Regions from separate parts of the Homo sapiens genome. Here region 1 is linked to region 2. A link is an interaction called in ENCODE POLR2A ChIA-PET data of the cell type or tissue named here. Cell type or tissue: Panc1. All regions are shown on one strand. Links, peaks and the distances in the headings refer to the core of each region. The heading gives the core; the rest is flanking DNA.

Region 1 (9,764 bases), core at 1,111-9,110, 500 kb before region 2:
AGCGAGTTTCAAAGTTTGAGGGGACGGTATTTTTAAGAAATGGGCTAATGAGTAAAACATTCAAATGATCCTGCTAAAGTTTACACTGAAAAAATGTTTTTAATTAAAAAAAAAAAAAAATCAGCTGGAAGCTTTGCTACCAGAAAAGTACCAGTAGGTGGCATGAGTGTGCAAGAAATTCCACTCAACCACCAGTCAAACCTATCTTTTGGAAAAGAGAAACGTTGGGGCAGTCAGTTCTTGTTGCTGTTCGTCCTCTAGGGTGCAGTACCAGGAGCTGATGCAAGGGACCGTCTTACTGCAATGGCACGACATCATTGGGCAGAATCGAATTATGGAGAAAATGCTTTGCAGACTATCAAGTGCGATGCAATAGTACTGTTTCCTCTTTGTGATACATGATTTTTTTTCTGCAATGTTTGTTTTAGTATCTAAAGCTTTAGCTTATACAACTTCAAAAATGTTTTTTGTCGAAAACTATGTTTTAATATTGGCTTTTAATTTGGTAATGGTAACCTGAGGCCTCAGAAAATTAAATGTCACAGTGTGACTTTGAAGTTAACCTCTGGAAGCTCCATTTCCTCGACTTTAAAATATGAAAAATAATTTCTAGAGAACATGTGTGAGGACTTTATAAGCTGTATGGAATTCTAAAAATGATATATATTACAATAACTTGAATGAGGTTCAGTGTTACTTAACCGGTAGTGTAGGCTCCAGTTGCTGCAAAGAATTTTCCCGTTCATTTCTCCATTCAGCAGTGCTTGAGTGCCTGTTATGTGTGTCAGGCAGTATAGTAATAGAACAACACCTGGCACCTGTTTCCCAGCGGCCAGATGAAGGATATTTGCAAAGCCAGTAAAATTACTGAATGCATTCCTGCTGCAGGAAATGAAAGGTATTCAGCGTAGGGGTGCATGAACTCATGAAGCAGAATAAAAGGTCTTTCCTCTTCCAGCAATTGCTTAATGTCTGCATTAGAAACAAGGAAGCCTTTCAGATTAAGTGAAAATAAATCTATTTCCATGTGTAAGAGATTCTGAAATTGGCTTAACTATACACCCTAAAACAAGCTTTATCTGTCTCCCTTGCAGAAACAAATATAAATCAGCAATTTTGGGGCATACGCCAATAGGAACACTGACACCTCTGGCAGCCAGGCCAAGCAGAGGGCTTCTGTAACAGTGAGAGGCAAGGAGTCAAGGCTCAGAGCTGCCTTTGCACAAGAAACATCCCAGGTAAAGCATGACGATGGATTGCAGGGAGGAAGGGAGGTGAAATTCAAAGAATAGTAAATCCGTAGGACCTCAGGTTTAGCCATTGGTTGTGATCAGTGTCAGTGATCTCCAACTTAAATGCCTCCAGGTGCCAGGTCACTCAAGAAGTGGGCCTATGGTAGACAGCTGAAATCAGGGCTAACGGGGTGAGCAGGGAAGAGCATGTACCCCTTAAAGATGGTCACTTTCAATTTAAGAGAAAATTCTAGCCAAATACAGTTTATTCTTTGGGCCTTAGGGGCTTCAGTTTATATTCTTTAATTTAGTCTAACCTCCCATTTTAAACATTTGGAACCTAAGGCCAGGAGAAGTGAAGTGACTAAGCCAAGTTCTCATTGTGAGGAGCAGAGACATGACTACCCAGGGTGAGACATTTCACCTTAACAAAGCACAGCAGAGTATGCTAAACGTCTTACAAATGTAGTAATATTTTCAAAACCTGGTGAGGCAAACTGGCAAAGAGTGGGGACCCTGTAACCGGAGTGCCTGTGCGTGAATCCCAGCTTTCACACATGATCACTACGCCCTGAGGCAAGTTTCTTCACCTTTCTGTACCTCTGTTCCCTCATCTCTAAAACAGGGTTAATAATAGTACTACCTTCATAGGGTTGTTGTGAGGCTAAAATGAGATAATAGATGTAAAGTGCTTAGACCAATGACTGGCCCATAACTATCATCACTCCCATTTATAGATGAAAATGGATGCTCAGAGGTTAAGGTCACACAGTTTTACTTAGAGGTCAAGCGTGTGTGTGCGCACAGACAGCTGATGTGGAACTCCCTTTTAGATGCCTGATTTCCAAGCCTGACCATCTAAGCCCCACATCTGCCATAACCAGACTTGGGAAGGAAAACAAAAGGAGGGACTGGTACAGATCCCAGAGCGAGGTGCCAGTTGTTTCTTTCCACTTTTCAAGAGTAGCTAGGCTTCTAGAAAAGCAAGCAAGGATGAAGTAGTTGACATATATCAGTGTTTCTCCAATTTGAGCATGCATAAGCCTCACCCACAAGGTGTGTTAGAACAGCCTGCTGGCTGCACTCCCAGAGATTCTGATTCCTCAGGGCTGGGTGGGGCCTGAGAACCTGCATTTCTAACTAGTAGATGATGCTGGTGCTGCCAGTCCAGAGAGCACACTTTCAGAACCACCGACATACCTCTTTTTCTAATCCTCAAAATAAGCTTATGAGCTTGGCATCATCTCCATTTTCTTATAGAGAAAACCGAGTTCAGAGCATATGGCTGACTCATCCAACAGCACACTATTTTAAAGGAATGGAATTGATCTTAAGTCTAGTTGGTCTGCCTTTGAAGCTCTTTGTCCTGTGCTTTTCCTACCTCACCATGCGAGATGAGGCATGAGCATTTATGCTCTCCCAGGCACAGAGCTGTGGGCCAGAAGAACAAAGATGCACAGGATCTCTGTCGTGAGGAGGAGCATGTGGGTGGAGAAAATGTGAGGACGGCTTCTCTGGAGAAGGGAAGGCCTAACCACCAGTTGCTACCATCTTCCTTCCTAGTCCACCAACTGCCTTACCTCCCCTACCTCACAGCTGCATAGTTGGACCAGTCACAGCCATGACACCTGCCTTCACTGGCTTTTCCCTCCCTGCCCTGTGAGGCCCCATCTGCCTCCATAGGTTCGTTGCCCTCAAAGCTTCAGTCACGCCAAGTCCTCGTTCATCCCGAAAGTGGCACGCTCTCTCCAGCTTGCTCTGCTGCATTCGGTCTTTCTTCTGACTCGGATGTCTACTTCCTGCTTTCCCTGGAATTCTCCTACTTGTCCTCGAAGACTCAACTCCTCCGGCCACCCATCTCTCATGCCCATCAGTGTCCCTTCCTGAGAAACTCTGGCTTACCCCTTTCATAGCACTTGTGTACATGGTTGTACAATTATTTACTGGTCTACTTCTCCTTCTATGCTAAATTTCTAGTCTCAACCAACTTTTATCTCTAAGTCTTCAAGAGCTTCAATACTTGTCTACACATTAGATTCACCTAGGTATCTTTAAAAAATTCCAAAGCCAGGCCACTTCAGGCTAATTAAGTCACAATCTTTGAAGGTGGAACACGCCATCAGCATTTTTCAAACCTCACCAGGTGATTCCAGTGTGCAGACAAGCTTGGTAAGCACTGAAACAGAGTTTTAAAATAAGTGCAGGATGAGTTTTGTGGGTGGTTGGATGAGTGGATAATTAGATGGCTGATGGATGGATGGATGGATGGATGGATGGATGGATACATGGATGATGAAGCTGAAGGGTGAAACAGAGTGCCAAGCAAGCAGAAGGAGAAGTGGTTTCAGTAAGAGCTAACAGCATAAGAAAAAGCCCAGAGTAACAAGGTACACAGGAACTGATAGAAGACAAAACTAACAAGGTAGTGAGGGGGCACACTGCAAAGGGCCTGACCTGCCATGCTCAGGAATTTGAATTTGCTGCTGTCGGTGATGGAAGCCATAGAAGGATTATACGTAGAAGAGTGAAATGGTCAAATATATTTTTTAGAAAGCCAGTTGGCAATTGTGAGACCTTACTGGAACAGGGAAAGGCAGGAGGCAGGAAAAAAATGATTTTTCTGCTCAACCCTCCTGCTAGAGACTGGCCTCTAGGAGGCTGGTCAGCTTTCAGGAGCAGCAGCCCACTGAAAGCTGATCATGAGACCACTGGAAGCCATGGGGTGGCTGTGGTGTTCCTGATCTTTAGCTGCTGGCAGAACTAGGACTCAAATCCAGGTCTTCCTGCCTCCAAGTCTCATAACTCTTTATACTTACTTCAAATTAGCAGCTCCTCCAGATGGTTTCTCTCACTCAATACCCTCATGGGAAAAGTGAGAATTGACTAATTTATACACAAGGGCAAACAGACATTGATTCATCAGTGGCCAGTGATAATCAACGTTAACCCTGCCAATGAAGCCATTTGCTTTGGGAACCAAACTGCAAAGAGAAGCACAGTGGTGAAGCCATTAATCATGCTTTCCTATTTTGTCTCCTTTTTAATTTTTTTGTAGAGATACGGGTCTCTCTATGTTGCCCAGGCTGGTCTTGAAATCCTGGACTCAAGTGATCCTCCTGCCTTGGCCTCTCAAAGCACTGAGATTACAGGCGTGAGCCACCTAACCCAGCCGATTTTGTCTTCTATTTAATCAATTAATCAGCTCTCTGATACTCTAGCAATTATCCTCTGAATTGGGTTTCCCTGTGTTATCCAGGAGGCAACTCACCTTGCTGCCACCGCATTTTCTCTGAAGCTACATTTTTCTTCTGGCCAGATACATGCTGGAGTGTCTTTTCTTCTCCCTAATTCCCCAGACTAGTGACCCAGAAAGGCAAGGGCATGGGGAAGAATATGCGAGCTGGAGTCAGAGGAGGCTTCAAGCTCTCCACTGGGTTTCCTGCTCCCCCAACCTGGTGGGCTCCCTTGCCACATATGGAGAAGGTCCCAAGCCTACACCTGGGAGGGCCAATCAGACCCCATGTGCTCGCTCTGTTTTTTTATTTTTCTTTCTTTCTTTTTGTTTTCTTTTTTAAACTTTTGCAGAGATAGGGTCTCCCTATGTTGACTAGGCTGGTCTCGAACTCCTGGGCTCAAGTGATCCTCCAGCCTTGGCCTCCTCCCAAAGTGCTGGGATTACAGGCATGAGCCACCACACCCGGCCTTCTGTTGTTGTTTTTTTGTCCTTTCTTTTCCCTTCTTTCCTCATCTGGTAATTTATTTTTCTTTCTCCCTTCTCTTTTATTTCTGTTTATTTTCTCTCGTCTTTCTTCTGCAAGCATCCTCCTTTGCTTACGGCTACTTCTTTCCCATTCATCTCCTGTCACCTTCCCCAGGGCTGTCACACTCAGATTTTGCCCCGACCAGGAGTGCCTGGCCAAGGAGGAGAGTGTGGATTGAGCTCGCCAAGCCAAGCACCTAGCCACCCTGAAGGGGATGCCTTTTCTAACAAGCAGGAGGTGCTACAAGGACTGGCTACCTGGCTCTTTTGCACTCTCTCCTTTCTGTGTCTGTCTCCTCTGTTCTGGAGCAATGTGATGGAGAGGACAGAGCATGAGCTCTGGAGTCAGGCCTCTGTTTAAATCCTGGCTCTGCCATTTACTGATTCTGTGACCTCGACCACGTTTTTGACCTCCCTGAACTTCAATTTCCTCATCTGTGCACACCTCCTGGATTGTTAATCCTAAATGCCTAGGGAGGCATTCAAGCACGGTGAACACAGTGCACAGTCTTATGAGTGTGAATGCTGACCCAACCTCTTACTAGCTGTGTGACCGCAGTACCCAACCTCTCTAAGCCTCAGTTTTCTTTCGTTTTTCTTTTTTTTTTTTTCTGAGATGGAGTCTTGCTCTGTCGCCAGGCCGGAGTTCAGTGGCGCGATCTCGGCTCACTGCAACCTCTGCCTCCTGGGTTCAAGCGACTCTCCTGCCTCAGCCTCCCAAGTAGCTGGGATTACAGGCACGTGCAACCACGCCCGGATAATTTTTTTTTTTTTAATTTTAGTAGAGACGGGGTTTCACCATGTTGGCCAGGATGGTCTCGATCTTCTGACCTCATGATCCGTCCACCTCGGCCTACCAAAGTGCTGGGATTACAGGCATGAGCCACCAGGCCTGGCCTCTAAGCCCCAGTTTTCTAACCTCTTCAATGAGATGATAACCAGACCAAATTTGTAGGGTTTTTATGAAGATAAAGGAGGTAACTCAGGGAAAGTACTTAACATCTGGACACATAGTAAACATGAAATAACTTCCAATTGTACATTATGATTGTTGTTGCTATATATTACTTGTACACCACCTAGCTCATGGTAGGTACTTGTGGTATCCAGCCTCCAAGATGCCCCCAGTCAGGCCTTGAGATGACTGCAGCCCTGGCTGATGTACGATGGCAGCCTCATGGGAGACCCAGAGCCAGAACTGGCCAGCCAAATTGTCTGAGTCCATTGGGGGATCTTATAACAAAACACATAAATTGGGTGGCTTATAACTAAAAAGCATTTATTTCTCACAGTCCTGAAGGCTGGGAAGTCCAGGGCCCCAGCAGATTCAGTGTCTGGTGAGGGCCTGCCTCCTTACAGATGGTGCCTTCTTGCTGTGTCCTCATACGGTGGATGGGAAAAATTCTGGTCTCTTCCACCCCTTATAAAGGCACTAATCCCATTCACAAGGGCTCCACTCTCATGACCTAACCACCTCTCAAAGGCCTCACCTCGTAATACCATTACACTGGGGATTCTGTTTCAACATGGGAATTTAGGGAGGATGTAAACATTCAGACCATAGTAACCACCAAATTCCTGACCCATAGAAACTGTGCATGATCAATTTTTATTGTTTTAAGCCACTCATTTGTTATGAAGCAAAAATTAACAAATACAATGCTTTAAAAAAAAAAGTCGGCCAGGTGCGGTGGCTCACACCTGTAATCCCAGCACTCTGGGAGGCCGAGGCAGGCGGATCACGAGGTCAGGAGATTGAGACCATCATGGCCAACATGGTGAAACCCCGTCTCTACTAAAAATACAAAAAATTAGCCAGGCGTGGTGGTGGGTGCCTGTAGTCCCAGCTACTCGGGAGGGTGAGGCAGGAGAATGGCATGAACCTGGGAGGCGGAGCTTGCAGTGAGCCAAGCGCCACTGCACTCCAGCTGGGCGACAGAGTGAGTGAGACTCCATCTCAAAAAAAAAAAAAAAAAAAAAAAATAGCCCCCTCTCCCTTCCAAGTGAGAGAAAACAGATTGGCATTTCCTTCTGCAAATCCATGCAGTCCAGCACGTGGTCAGCAGGGAGAGTCATTGGACCACGTTCTGGTCTAAATGTGTTGGCATTTTCCTCACTAAAGCAGTGAGCACACCCAGCTTAGGCCAGAGGAGATGCCAGACCAGTAAAGAAGAGGCCAGCCACCCCAGGCCCCTGCTCCATCAGTGAGCTGCTGGTGGCCCCAGGGGAATGCTCAGTCCCAAGAACCAGCTCAGAGCAGGCTCCTGCCCTGTACGAGGAAACCCAGAGAATGATTCTGAGACTTGCTTCATGGGCTTGAATACAACTCCCCAGTGGCCAAAGAACTCCTGTTCTTGGACTTGAGCAAAGACCCCAAGAAGGGTGCCATGGCCAGTGGCATCACTTGGGGAAGGGCACCTGTAACTCTTCCGAGTAACTCCTCTGCCCTTGAGAAGAAAGGGGCAGAGTACCTGACCCAAGTGACAGGTCTTGCTCCTTCTGCTGTCCTGTGTCAACCCCAGCCCCTGACGCTGTCAGTAACCACTCTTGTGGTTGCTTCATAACAAGCATGTGAGTCTCTGGCTGCAGGAGGGCAGAAGCATCTGATGACTGAGGATTTGGGGCCCCCCGTCAGACTCTGACATCACCATCCCTCCCCAATGCCCATTTGCAAACCCAAGTAGGGATCAAACCCAGCCTCAACTGGATCTGCCGCAACCTTAGAAGTGCTGTGAATCCACTCTAATCACCAGTTTAGATCATCAGGGACCATACCTAAGGACCAGCCAGCCAGCCCCAAAGAGGGCCACACAGCCAGCTGGAGTCAGGGCTGGAGAGTGCAGGGCCTACTTCCTTCCAGGAGAGGGGAGAGATGAGTGAAACAGCTGAGAAAACCCCCCTGCTTTCTTCCTGTGCCCTCCAGAAAGAACAGACAGCCCTTATGGCTTGCATCTCCCCAGAGCCTGAGACCCAGGGTATCAGGGCCTTCCAGGTCCTTCTGCTACATCTCCCTGGCCCAGTAAAGGCAGCACTTTGCAGGGGAGGGAGGAAAGAGTTGGACATATCCTGGATGCTTCACCTTATTCCTTGTTGGTGTATGGGGCTGGAGGTGAGAGGTCATCACAAGGGGTGAGAGGGTAAAAGTTAAGGTACTTTGAGAAGCCCCAGCCCCAGGAATGATCCCTGGCACCTACTCCCCCTTCCCATAGACTGGATAGGAAGCAGGACCACCCACCTCCCTGAGGGGACTTGTGGAAATGCAACAGAGGCATTTTTTTCTCATAATGTGGTGTGTTTAAGCATCTACACATTGTAATACATGCATATAAGTAACATTATAAATTACTTTTAATGTCTTTATATTACAGCACATTATTTATAATCATTGGAATTACATATATAGCCAGAATTTAATAATTGTAGAATAGCATATGCTTTAGTATTTGATAGGGTTAATCCACATTCATTCCTTTTGTTTTCAGAATTTGCCTGTTACCTGCATAGCAGGTGCTCAATAAATATTTTTATAAGTGAATGCTTCAAGGGGCTTATGGTCTGTAGGGCATGCTAAAACTAAGTAGATAAAAGAAACAGTGCCATAGGAATATATTCATTCAACAAATCATGATTGAGTGCCAACTACGTCTAAGGCACGATGCTAAAGGCTGTGCAGGACCCTCCAGAAGACTAAGTCACTATTTACATAGAAAACACAGCCATGTGCAAAATGAAGGGTGCTCTACAGCCATCAAGAAGCTGGGGTGGTCCCTTCTGGCCCAGGGAAGAAAGTGGAGAACTATGAGAGTCTAAGTGGTAGGCTTTGGGGAGAAGCTGCACATTTATGCATTTTTAGGAAAAGTCACCCAAAAAGGAGCTCTTTGGAATACCTATGCAAGATGGAAGAATTCTTCAATCCCAGGTACATTCACCTTTCCAATCCCTAGTCTTGTCAGGGGCTCTTTCCTGGAGTACATAAGAACAAAGAAAATCAGCAGAGCCTCTATCAGCCCACGATGGAGAGAATGCCCCCAAACATTTTGTTCTTTTTTTTTTTTTTTTTGAGGCAAGATCTCTCTCTGTTGCCTAGGCTGGAGTGTGGTGACACAATCACGGCCCACTGCAGCCTCCACCTCCTGGGCTCAGGCAATCCTTCCACCTCAGCCTCTCAAGTAGCTGGAACCACAGACACGTGCCACCATGCCTGGCTAATTTTTTTTTTTTGGTAGAGACAGGGTCTCACTACGTTGCCTAGGCTGGCATCAAACTCCTGGGCTCAAACAATCCTCCCACCTCGGTCTTCCCAAAATGCTGGTATTACAGGCGTGAGACACAGCACCTGGCCCCAAAAACATATTTAGAAGAACATTATGGCCTGCCTCCACATGAAAAATTTCTTGTCAGAAATGTGTTTGCCTCATTACAAAGAAACAACCTCCCCCCAGCATATTGGAATAGCTTTACCCGCTTCTCAGCAGTCACAAAATTGATTTTCTGTTCCCTCTTAACTCCCTCTGGACAGTGGAACTCAGTTATCAAGCATAACTTCCTGTTCTTTCGGTAACCCTATTTGGTGAAATTAGAATTAGGAGTTTAATTCAATGTAGTGCAAAGCCCAATGAGATTAACTTCATGGTTTCAAGACCTTCGCTAGGAAACAGAATCCTGCGTTCTCTATTTCTCTTTCAAAAATTGACATACAACTGAAGAAAAAGGATATTGGGGGTACATCAGCCTTGGGCCTGGGCCCCCTCCTGGGTCCTATGACCCACTCT
Region 2 (9,764 bases), core at 1,077-9,076:
GCTAAAGACACAAAGCTAGTGGCGAGGTGTTTGAAAAGGCAGCTTTCCTGGACCTTTCTCATGGACTCAAGCTGCCCCTCCACCTTCCACCATCTCCACTGCTCCCATTCTGCACTCTGCTCGCCAACACCCCTCCCCAGTAGCTGCACAGGAGACTCCAAGCTCCTGTCTGCTGTCCCCATGGGTGTTCTTCTCACACTAACCAGTGCTCCCTCCCTTCCTAGCTCCTTTCTCATTAGCGTAGCACTTGCTTTATCTCTGCTAGCAGGTTTTAAGGGTCTTATGAACAGGACTCCTAACTTGCACTTTTTTCTCCTGCAGAGCTCAGTACCATGCACTGCACATAGTAGGAGCTTAAAAATAGCTTGTTGAATGAAAGATCTGAACAAAGACTTGGAACAAAAGCATCACCTAGCAGGGGCTGGTCCCTTAGTAAGTTGTGTCTGCCTCTTCCAGACAACTCCTTGGCCTATTAACACTACCACCAATAATCAGTGAGTTGATTGTTTGCATTTGTGTAGTGTTCCCCACTGCCCAGCAAACCCTCTCACTTGGTCCTTACAATAATCCTTCTCATCTAAATGTTAACCAAACACAGGGGTGAAAGCTCCTGTCCCCGCAGCAAGTTGACCAGGTGGGATGGCTCTGTGTCCTCCTGGATGACCAAATGGTCAAGGCCCATGTGGGTGTTCAGGAACGCAGGCCCAGCAGCTGCACACAGTGGTAGGAACCGTGAGACCAGGACTGTGTGCAATGAAACAAACAAAGCTTCCTCAGCTTGAGGGCTTTTCTGGTTCCCCATAGGGAGACTGTTAAAAGCTCAACTTCAAACTTTAGGGGACCTCTCAGCCCACATCTGGAGGCCATTTCACATCCAGCTCACATCTCCGGGAAAAGCAGCCTGCATTTCATCCTGCTCCAAGTCCTCCCTTTACTGGTCTGGCCTGCATTCCCTGCTCCTCAGGGTCAGAATGAGAAGCAGGCACATTGACTTGAGTGAACTCATTTGCTCTCCCGGTGCCTCTGCACCTGCTCCCTCCTGGGCTATGAATCCAGCCGTTTCCACAGCAAACAGTCATAAACAGCCGGAAGGGGACCAGGGCTTCAGGTGCAGGAGGAGGAATAGGGAGTAGCTGCAAACACTTTGGCAAGGCCCACTTTCACACAGATGGTTTTAGCCATAAACCGGGGGGAACTGCAAAGCAAGGAGTCGGCCAGGTTACTAACGACAAAGCCTGCAAAGTGCATTAGGCCGAGGCTCAGACAGTGACTCAGAACTTCCTCAGAGTGCTGGGCTCCACCTCACACAAGCTGGGGTGGGAGAGGGGCTGGAGGCTTCAGGGACGTTGGGTGTGCAGATCAGGAAGTTCAGGCGGACAAGACCCTACTTGTGCAAAGACATGGACACCCCAAATTCCCAAGTCCATGCTCTGTTGTGGCATCAGTCCCCTTTCCTAAATTCTACTTAGCAGCATTCCTGAAATGTCTCTAGTTCACCTACTGTGTGCAGGCTTTGTGACTAAGACACAATGTCTGCACTCTTGTTTCCAACCGTGTGGGTGATGGGTGCATGCACAGCTGATGATAAACAGGTCAGATTGTGTCTTGCACTGGGGCAGGGGTACAACATGCAGGGGAAGCACAAAGTGGAGCGGAATGGAGTCATTGGTCTCAGGCCTATGGGACAGGTCCTTGAAGGAGGTGGAAGTGAGGTGACCCTTCATAGGTGGGTAGGATTTGGATAGGCATGGAAGGGATAGCACAGTGCAGTACAGGGAACAGCATCTGCAAGGAAGGGGATGGAATGTGCCAGGCAAGCCATGTCCTGGGAATGGCAAAGAGCCTAGTGTCCTGGAGCGTGGCATGGTTTTGGCCATAAGCAGGGAGGATGGTGCTGGAAATGTACGTAAACCCAGACCAGGGAGGGCCCAAAATGGCAGGAATAAGGAAATTATTGAGAGTATTTTACATGTGAATTAGTTACCAACTTTTATAAATAAAGAGATTTCATAGACAAAGTTGGGTTCTTGCATCTTGTGAAAGTCTAAAAGGTCTGGCAATTTGGGGTCTCCATTCTCTTGCAGCTATACTTAGCTATAGCTGGGCGGTGGCTGCTCCTAAGCAGGACAAGCATCCTCCAATCTGCCCCAGTCCTCCCCATTCCCTGTGGTGGCCCTTTTATCAACTCAACCTGGCCTGCAACCCTTTGGTCATCTACCTGCCCTTCATGGAGTTTGTGGTCTCTACTGTAGACCCTGAGGAGATGCCAGCGATGCCAATGGATGGTGGGAAATTCCTGCCTCATTGTGTTTAGGAAAATATTTTGAGCACAGTGAGAAGTCTGTAGCTTGGAGTCAGTAAGGCCAGTGAGGTGTTCTTGAAAGAGTCCTTGTGGAAAACGAGATATCCAGAAGGCCAAAGCAGGGGAAGCAAGGAAAGGGCAGATTGGGAAGAAATTCAGAAGTGTGACTGGCTTTGATCATGGATTAGGTGAGGAGAGTGAAGAAGAGGGAGAAGGAGCTGAAGTGAACTCCAGGATTTCAAGATTAGGATTCAGAGCAGAAGGTAGAGTCATTCAAGGAGGTAGATGTGCGAGGCAGTGCTAGGCTCTGGAAGGGGATGGTTGGCCCTGCTCTGGCGTGTGCAGTTTGAGGTTCTGGGCAGAGACTGGAGACTCAGATTTGTGATTCTCTGCAGAGATGACATTCATGGGGACAGGTGTGGTCAGAAGGGCCCTGCTAAGGGAGGAGGTGGAAGGGAGCCATGGTTCCTCACTGCTCCACTGGCAAGCTCAGCTCCCACCCTGAGACATTCATCACAGCTTGTGTTGTGAGGATTCCTTTCTGGAGTTGTTTCCTCCCCAAATCTGTATGTAGAAATCCTAACATGGTATTCACTAATGTGAGGGTATGTAGAGGTGGGAGGTGATTAGGTCATAAGGTTGGGGTGGAGCCTTCATGAATGGAATTAGTCCTCTCATAAAGGAGACACCAGCGAAACCCCTCACCCCTTCAGCCATGTGAGGACACAGCGAGGAGATGGCCACCTCTGAGCCAGGAAGTGGTTCCTCAGCCAACACTGAATCTGCCTGGATCTTGGACTTCCCAGACTCCAAAACTGTAAGAAGTAAATGTGTGTCATTTAAGCCACCCAGTCTGTGGCGTTTTTGTTGTAGCAGCCCAAACAGGCTAAGACAATCTTCCTAAGCACATTCTTTACCTGAAAATATGTGTCCTTCAGGGGCACGGCGATGGCCACCACTGCTTCTCAGGCACAGACGGGCAGAGGGTGTGGGCCAGGCTGGGCCTGAGTCACACGGAATAATTTCGTCTCTTGCTCCTCTGAAGCATTCCTGGGGGATGGGGTGGGGTGGGGTGGGGCTGAGTCATTTGAGCCCCTCCAGCAGATGGTGGAGGGCAGTGAGTCACAGCTCTGGTTCTCAATCAGAAGCAGAGTAGAGGCCTGAAGAGAATGCATCTATGGCCAGGTCTGGGATGCCCAGCTTGCTGGTAACTGCCTCTTAAACAATGACAGTTGTGGCTGCCACTGTGGGAAGCTTCACTGTTGAGACTTTCACATGTGTTTCCTCACTGGATCTCAGTTTCTAATTATACCTTCCTTTGTGTGGATATTTAATGGTCGTATCCACACTAGACTGTGTGGGAGCAAGGACTGGCTCTAGTTTTGCTCATTGTCGGATCTTTGGCATTGAATCCATTTAAAATGGAAGACTGAATGAACACATTAATGAATGGCTCCATTTGGTGTTAAATTTTAATATAATGTATGTGTATGTGTAACCTATTTATAAACATTTACATGCTATTTCATACATGGAATAACTTTGGAAAAATAAGAATATACCAGACATGAAAATTGAGCTTGACTCCTAGAAACAGAGGCTGGGGATTCCTGGGTGATAGGAAAATATATTTTCACTTCATGTGTTCCTGTCTCTCCCCCATCATCCTGCTTTTACAATGAGCAAAAAAAGTTTACAGAGTAGATTATACTAATCGCATTGTTCCACAACTCTCTCTTCCACTGAACCCAATATGGGGGGTATCTTTTGTGTCTGTCAGCCTGGCCTTGATTTTGCATCCTTATGGGCTGCTGATCCACATTCCAGCTCTCTTCAAGCCCACTCTCTGTTGGGTGGACTCCACACTTGGGTTTGGGGATGCTGGTTTGCCCCTCACCTCTTGGGTGCTGTATCAATTTCTTGAGGAGGCATGGCCTGCATTACAGCTGGCTGGGATCTGGCTATTCGAAGTGGACGAGGTGGGAAAGTGGCAGAAGTGAGTGCTGTCCTGAGGACCCCAGACAGATGAAAGATGCAGTCCAGGCTGAGTAAGGGGAGAAGTCAGAGTCCAGTAGAGCCAGAAAGCTGTGGGGTGGTGTGCACTGTGTGCTGGATGATCCTGATGGGCAGGCTGGGGCTTCCAAAAAGAGGGAGGACTCTGTCTAGCTAGGCCTCTTGGTCCCTGATGCCAATGATGGATGGTTTTTTTCACAAGCTCTACAAATCCAGAGCCAGTCTTTTCTGCCAGTTTCCCCTCCTGCAGACCTTAGACAGGATCCAGATCTCCCAGCCGTTGTCCAAGGAAGCTGCAGGCAGGAGACAGTGGACGTGCTTGAGAAACTTTAACTTGGGAGTCACAAGACTGGGATACAGTCTTGGCTCTACTAGTTACTCATGCAACCCCTCTGAGCCCTGTTAAATTGAACTAAATTTGGCCTGAGGCTGCCTTCCTACTTTGAGTTCATACATAGCAAACTGCAACTTAACTTTGTATGTAAACAAACTGCAACTTCACTAAGAGTATATTCCTGTAACAAATAGCTGAGTTTCAGCCAGTTAGAGCAGCTGAGCTTCAGCCAATCACAGGCTACCAACTGATCAGATCATGTCCTTATAAGGCAAATGCCCAGCTGTAATCAGTCAAGCGTTCTGTGTGTCACTTCCTTTTTCTATCTGTAAATACTGCCTGCTCACGTTGCCAAGTGTAGCTCTCTGAACCTCTCCTGGTTCTGAGGACTGCCTAATTCATGAATCATTATTTGTTCAAATACACTGCTCAATTTAATTTATCTAATTTTTTTCTCTTACCAGCCCAAATTGACTTCCATTATATCAGGTTTTAGGATATATTCACTTAATAGCATGCAAAGTGGTTTCATATGATTATTTTAATTTTCCTTTCTATGTTTACTCCGCCTGTTTCTTTGTTATTTGTATCTTCTTTTTCATTTCTCAATTTACTCTTTTCAAAGGACCAGCTTTTGGATTTATGTATTGGTACTATGTTTCTCTGTTATCAAATTAATTACTTTGTTTTTATATTTTCCTTCCTGCTGTTTTTCTCTTTCTGAACTGAATCTTATTCACCTGTTTTATTATTTTTTTTTTTTACTGATTTTTCCTCTGAGCACTGCTTTATTTATATCCTCATTGGATTTAACGTGTGTACTTTATTATTTTAATACACACACTTAATTCTATTTGTTTCTATTTTCCCCTTTACCCTAAGAGTAAGGAGTTTATTAATTTAGAAAGGAGTTTATTAATTTTCAGATGAAAAGAATGTTTTTATTATATTGTTATTCATTTTTAATTTTATTACATTTATTGTGACTAGACTATTTATTGAGGTTCTCTTTGTGGCTTAATGTAAGGTTTTCATGAGTGTTTATCTTCACTTGGCATTGAAAAGGTGTGTTCTCTATTATTAGGATACAGTACTTGCCCTGTGATCTTACTAAGGTTGACTATAACTTGACCTATTTCTTTTTGTTTGTTTTCTTGATCTGCCCTAGACTGAGACATAAATTTAAATCTCTTATTATGTGTGTTTATCAATTTCTCCCGATTTTTTCCATAATTCTTACTATATAAAATTTGCTACTGTGTTGACTGCCATGTTCATAATTCTTACATCTGAGTTGTAAATTACAACCCTTGGCATTATAAAGTGTCTTTGTCTTGTATAGTGATTTCTGAACCCTCCCTTTCCTTACATTAACTTCATGAATCTTGATTTTTTTCATCTTGGCATTTACCTAGTGTGACATTGCCCATTCTTTTATTTTCAGCCTTCCTGAATCATTTGGTTTTAGGTATGCCTTTTGCATGGTGCACAGAGTTTGGTTTTGCTCTATGAGTCTATCTGAAATCTTCTTAAGAGGTGAATTTAGCACATTTACATTTATAGATATGACAAATACATTTGTTTAGGGTTTTGTCATATAATTTTTTTTTTTTGAGACAGGGTCTCACTGTTGCCCAGGCTGGAGTGCAGTGGCCCAATCTCAGCTCACTACAGCTTCTGCCTCCCAAATTCAAGCAATTCTCCTGCTTCAGCCTCCCAAGTAGCTGGGATTACAGGTGTGCCCCACCATGCCTAGCTAATTTTTTTTTTTTTTTTTTTTTTTTTTTTTTTTTTTTAGTAGAGACAGGGTTTCACCATGCTGGCCAGGCTGGTCTTGAACTCCTGGTCTCAAGTAACCTGCCTGCCTCAGCTTCCCAAAGTGCTGAGATTACAGGTGTGAGCCACCATGCTTAGCCTTGTCATATAATTTTATATCATGTTTCTTGTTTTTACTTTTAATTTTTACTTATCTTTTAGTTTTTTACCCTGTGGCTTTTATTCTTTTATTTATTCTTTTATTCTTTTTTCCCTTTGTCCTTTTTTTTGTGTGTGTGGTTCTTCTCATGTTAAGAAGGTGAATTGTTGTTGTTTTTCTAGTATTTACCTTTAAGATTAAAGCTTTATGTATGGCCTTAGCTTTCCTTAGGCAGAATATATTAGTTCTTTTCTATAAACAAGAATAAAACTAGCATGCTTCCTTTTCCCTTTCCTCTACCATGCTCTCCTGGTTAATGAAATTATCTTTTTGCATTTATCTTCACCAGGTTAAATATGCACATACTTCTATTGCCTAACCAGTTTTTTTAATTATCACATGTTACAGAGAAGGCAATTAGCAAAACTTACTTTGTTTCCAATATTTTTTACCCCTCTTCTTCACTTAAAATAATTGTATTAACTATATATTGTCAGAACAGATTTTTATATTTTGACTTGTGACTCACATCTCCATTGTTCCTTTCGTTTTTATAGTCCTGCTCTCGAGTTCACAATAAACAGCTTCAAATAATATTATACCATTAAACATGTAGTTTAAGAAGCTCAGCACAGTGTAATCCCATTTCCTCCCTCCCATTCTTTATGCTATTTTTGTCATATATTTTACCTGTTGTAAAGAGACTTTTAAAAGGAACAAAACGTCTTTTCTATTTATCCCCATTTTTACCAGTTCTAGCAATCTTCATTTTTTGTGGAGATCTAAGTTTCCATTTGATATATTCCTTCTGTCTGCAAAAGTTCCTTTACAAGTTTTTATAGTGAAGACCTGCGGGTAATGAATTCTCTCAGGTTTCTTTGCCTGAAAAAGTATTTATTTTGCCTTTGTTTTAAAAAGATATTTTTGCTGGCTATAAAATTATGAACTGACAGGTTTTTGGTTTCCTGCCCCTGCCCTCCCCAGCACTTTAAAGATGTTTTTCTAGCTCTGGTTTGCAGAGATTAAAAATCTGCTATAATTCTAATCTTTTCTCCTGTTTGCATGATTACCCTCCTCTTTGGTTGTTTTCAAGGTTTTATCTTTATCTTTGGGTTTCAGTGGTTTGACCATGATGAGCTTAAGTTTTGTTTTGTTTTTATTTATTCTTGTTGGGGTTTGCTAAGATTCATGGAATTATGGTTTGTTGCTTTGAATTAATTTTGGAAAGTTCTTAGACATTGTATATTCAAATAGTTCTCTTTTCACTCTTTTTTTCTTTTTTTTCTTTTTCTTTTTCTTTTTCTTTTGAAGCCGGATTCTCACTCTGTTGCCCAGGCTGGAGTGTAGTGGCACGATCTCAGTGCACTGCAACCTCTGCCTGCCTGGTTCAAGCAATTCTTCTGCCTCAGCCTCCTGAGTAGCTGGGATTACAGGTACCCACCACCACACTCAGCTAATTTTTGTAGTTTTAGCAGAGACAGAGTTTAACCATGTTGGTCAGGCTGAACTCGAACTCCTGACTTCAGGTGATTCACCTGCCTCGGCCTCCCAAAGTGCTGGGATTACAGGCATGAGCCACTGCGCCTGGCCCTGGCTCTCTTTTTCTTCTGGGATCCCAGTGTTAGATCATTGATATGGATATTGTCCACAGCTTTTGGATGCTCTTCTCAATTGTTATTTTATTGTTTCCATTTTTGCCTCTTTGTGTTTCAATTTGGATAGTTTCCATTGATTGACCTATCTTTAAGTTCACTGTTTCTTTCCTCTGTTACATACAGTCTGCTTAAAAGCCATCAAAGAAATTCTGTATCTTTTTTTTTATTTTTGGCATTTCTATTTGATTCTCTTTTATAATTCTACCTCTGCTGAAATTCTCCATTTGTTCACATACGTTGTCCACCTTTTCCACTAGACCCCTTTCCACCAACTAATCATAATTATTTTAAAGCCCCTGATAGTTCCAGCATCCGTGCTGTCTCTGGGTCTGGTTCTGTGAGTTGTTTTATCTCTTTACAATAGGTTGTTTATTTTCTGGCTTTTTTGTGTGTCTCGTAAATGTGTGTATGAGCGTGTCTTTGTAGTTTTAAAAACTGTGTTCCAAACACTGTGTGTGAATAACAGTAAAGATTGAGGTAACTTGTGTTTATGCCAGGAAGTAGGTATCCCTCTGCATCTGCCAGGCTGTTAGTGTGGGGGGTCGAGTCAATTAAAATCAGTAGCTGTGCTGGGTTTTAGTTTTGTAGTTGTAATAACTTACTTCAGGGCAACACATACTTCAAATTCCTCCAGTGGTGGGTTGCTGCTGTCTTGTATCAGTGTTTCTACTTCCTGCTCAGCTTTCAGGGGGACTTGCATGCCTCCACCACAGAGGGGAGCTCTCTATGTTTTTCTGTTATTGCTCATTACTCAGCACAAGGCTCATACTGGGGGCAGGTGGGGTTCTCCATTTTTCTCATTTACTCTTAGTCTTAGGCAGGCTCCGTGCACCTGGCCCTCATTATTCTTGCTTCTCCCTTTTGTGGCATCTATACCTTGCCTCATGCCTGTGGGGCATCTTAGACAGGGGAGAGCTGCCTGCCTCACTATGGTCCCAACTCCAGTGATATCAGACCTGTGCTTTTTATCAGTGCAGAATCCTGGGACTGAGTGGGTTTCTTGCCACTCACCAGTAGCAGACAAGGAGCAGAAGAGTTTCCAACCCCTCCTCCCATGTCAAATGGCCTTTCCTTTTACCTTCAGCCAGGGAAAGTGATTTTTGCCTGGGCCCTTGATTTCCTGTCCTTCCAGTATCTTAAGGCTTTTTCCTTGTAAAAGAGAAGGGTCTGGGAAGTGGCTGGAGTTTTGTGCCTGTCCTCCAGTGGGAGTGAATTACCCAAGTTTTAAACCTATTGCCATTAAGAAAGGTCATCTTCTTCCCCTATTCTGTTTCAAAAGTACTTGACCGAAGGTCATGGTAAAGAGTTGTGAGTGAGGGCTTCAAGACAGTAACGGAAATTATCCAAAATTAAATAGACAGAGAATAAGGTCTCTACTTTTCAGTGGTACTGGAACAATGGATATGCATTTGCACACAACAAACAAATAAACTTTAATTCATGTATGTCATTATATCTAAAAATTAACTCAAAATGGATCATATACCTAAATGTAATACTTAAAACTATAAAACCTCTAGAAGAAAACATTGGAGAAAATATTTG

Evidence for each region. ChIA-PET counts read pairs that join two places held together with the same protein. Peaks named below come from ENCODE experiments on the same cell type or tissue, not always from the same donor. Only the 100,000 strongest peaks of a DNase experiment are listed, where the experiment ranks them.
Region 1: POLR2A ChIA-PET joins it to region 2 with 11 read pairs; 4 of 35 experiments call an interaction of 5 or more read pairs at or near these places.

Annotation. Positions count from the first base shown.
Region 1 is chr2:30,164,990-30,174,753 of GRCh38, forward strand. No RefSeq gene overlaps it. Among named protein-coding and RNA genes, the nearest start is that of SNORA10B, 18 kb to the right of the region's middle. In Panc1, for the core only: CTCF peaks have their summits at 7,009 and 7,214; no DNase peak of the experiment used is centred there.
Region 2 is chr2:30,661,780-30,671,543 of GRCh38, forward strand. No RefSeq gene overlaps it. Among named protein-coding and RNA genes, the nearest start is that of CAPN13, 140 kb to the right of the region's middle. In Panc1, for the core only: no CTCF peak of the experiment used is centred there; DNase peaks (open chromatin) are centred at 4,637 and 4,912.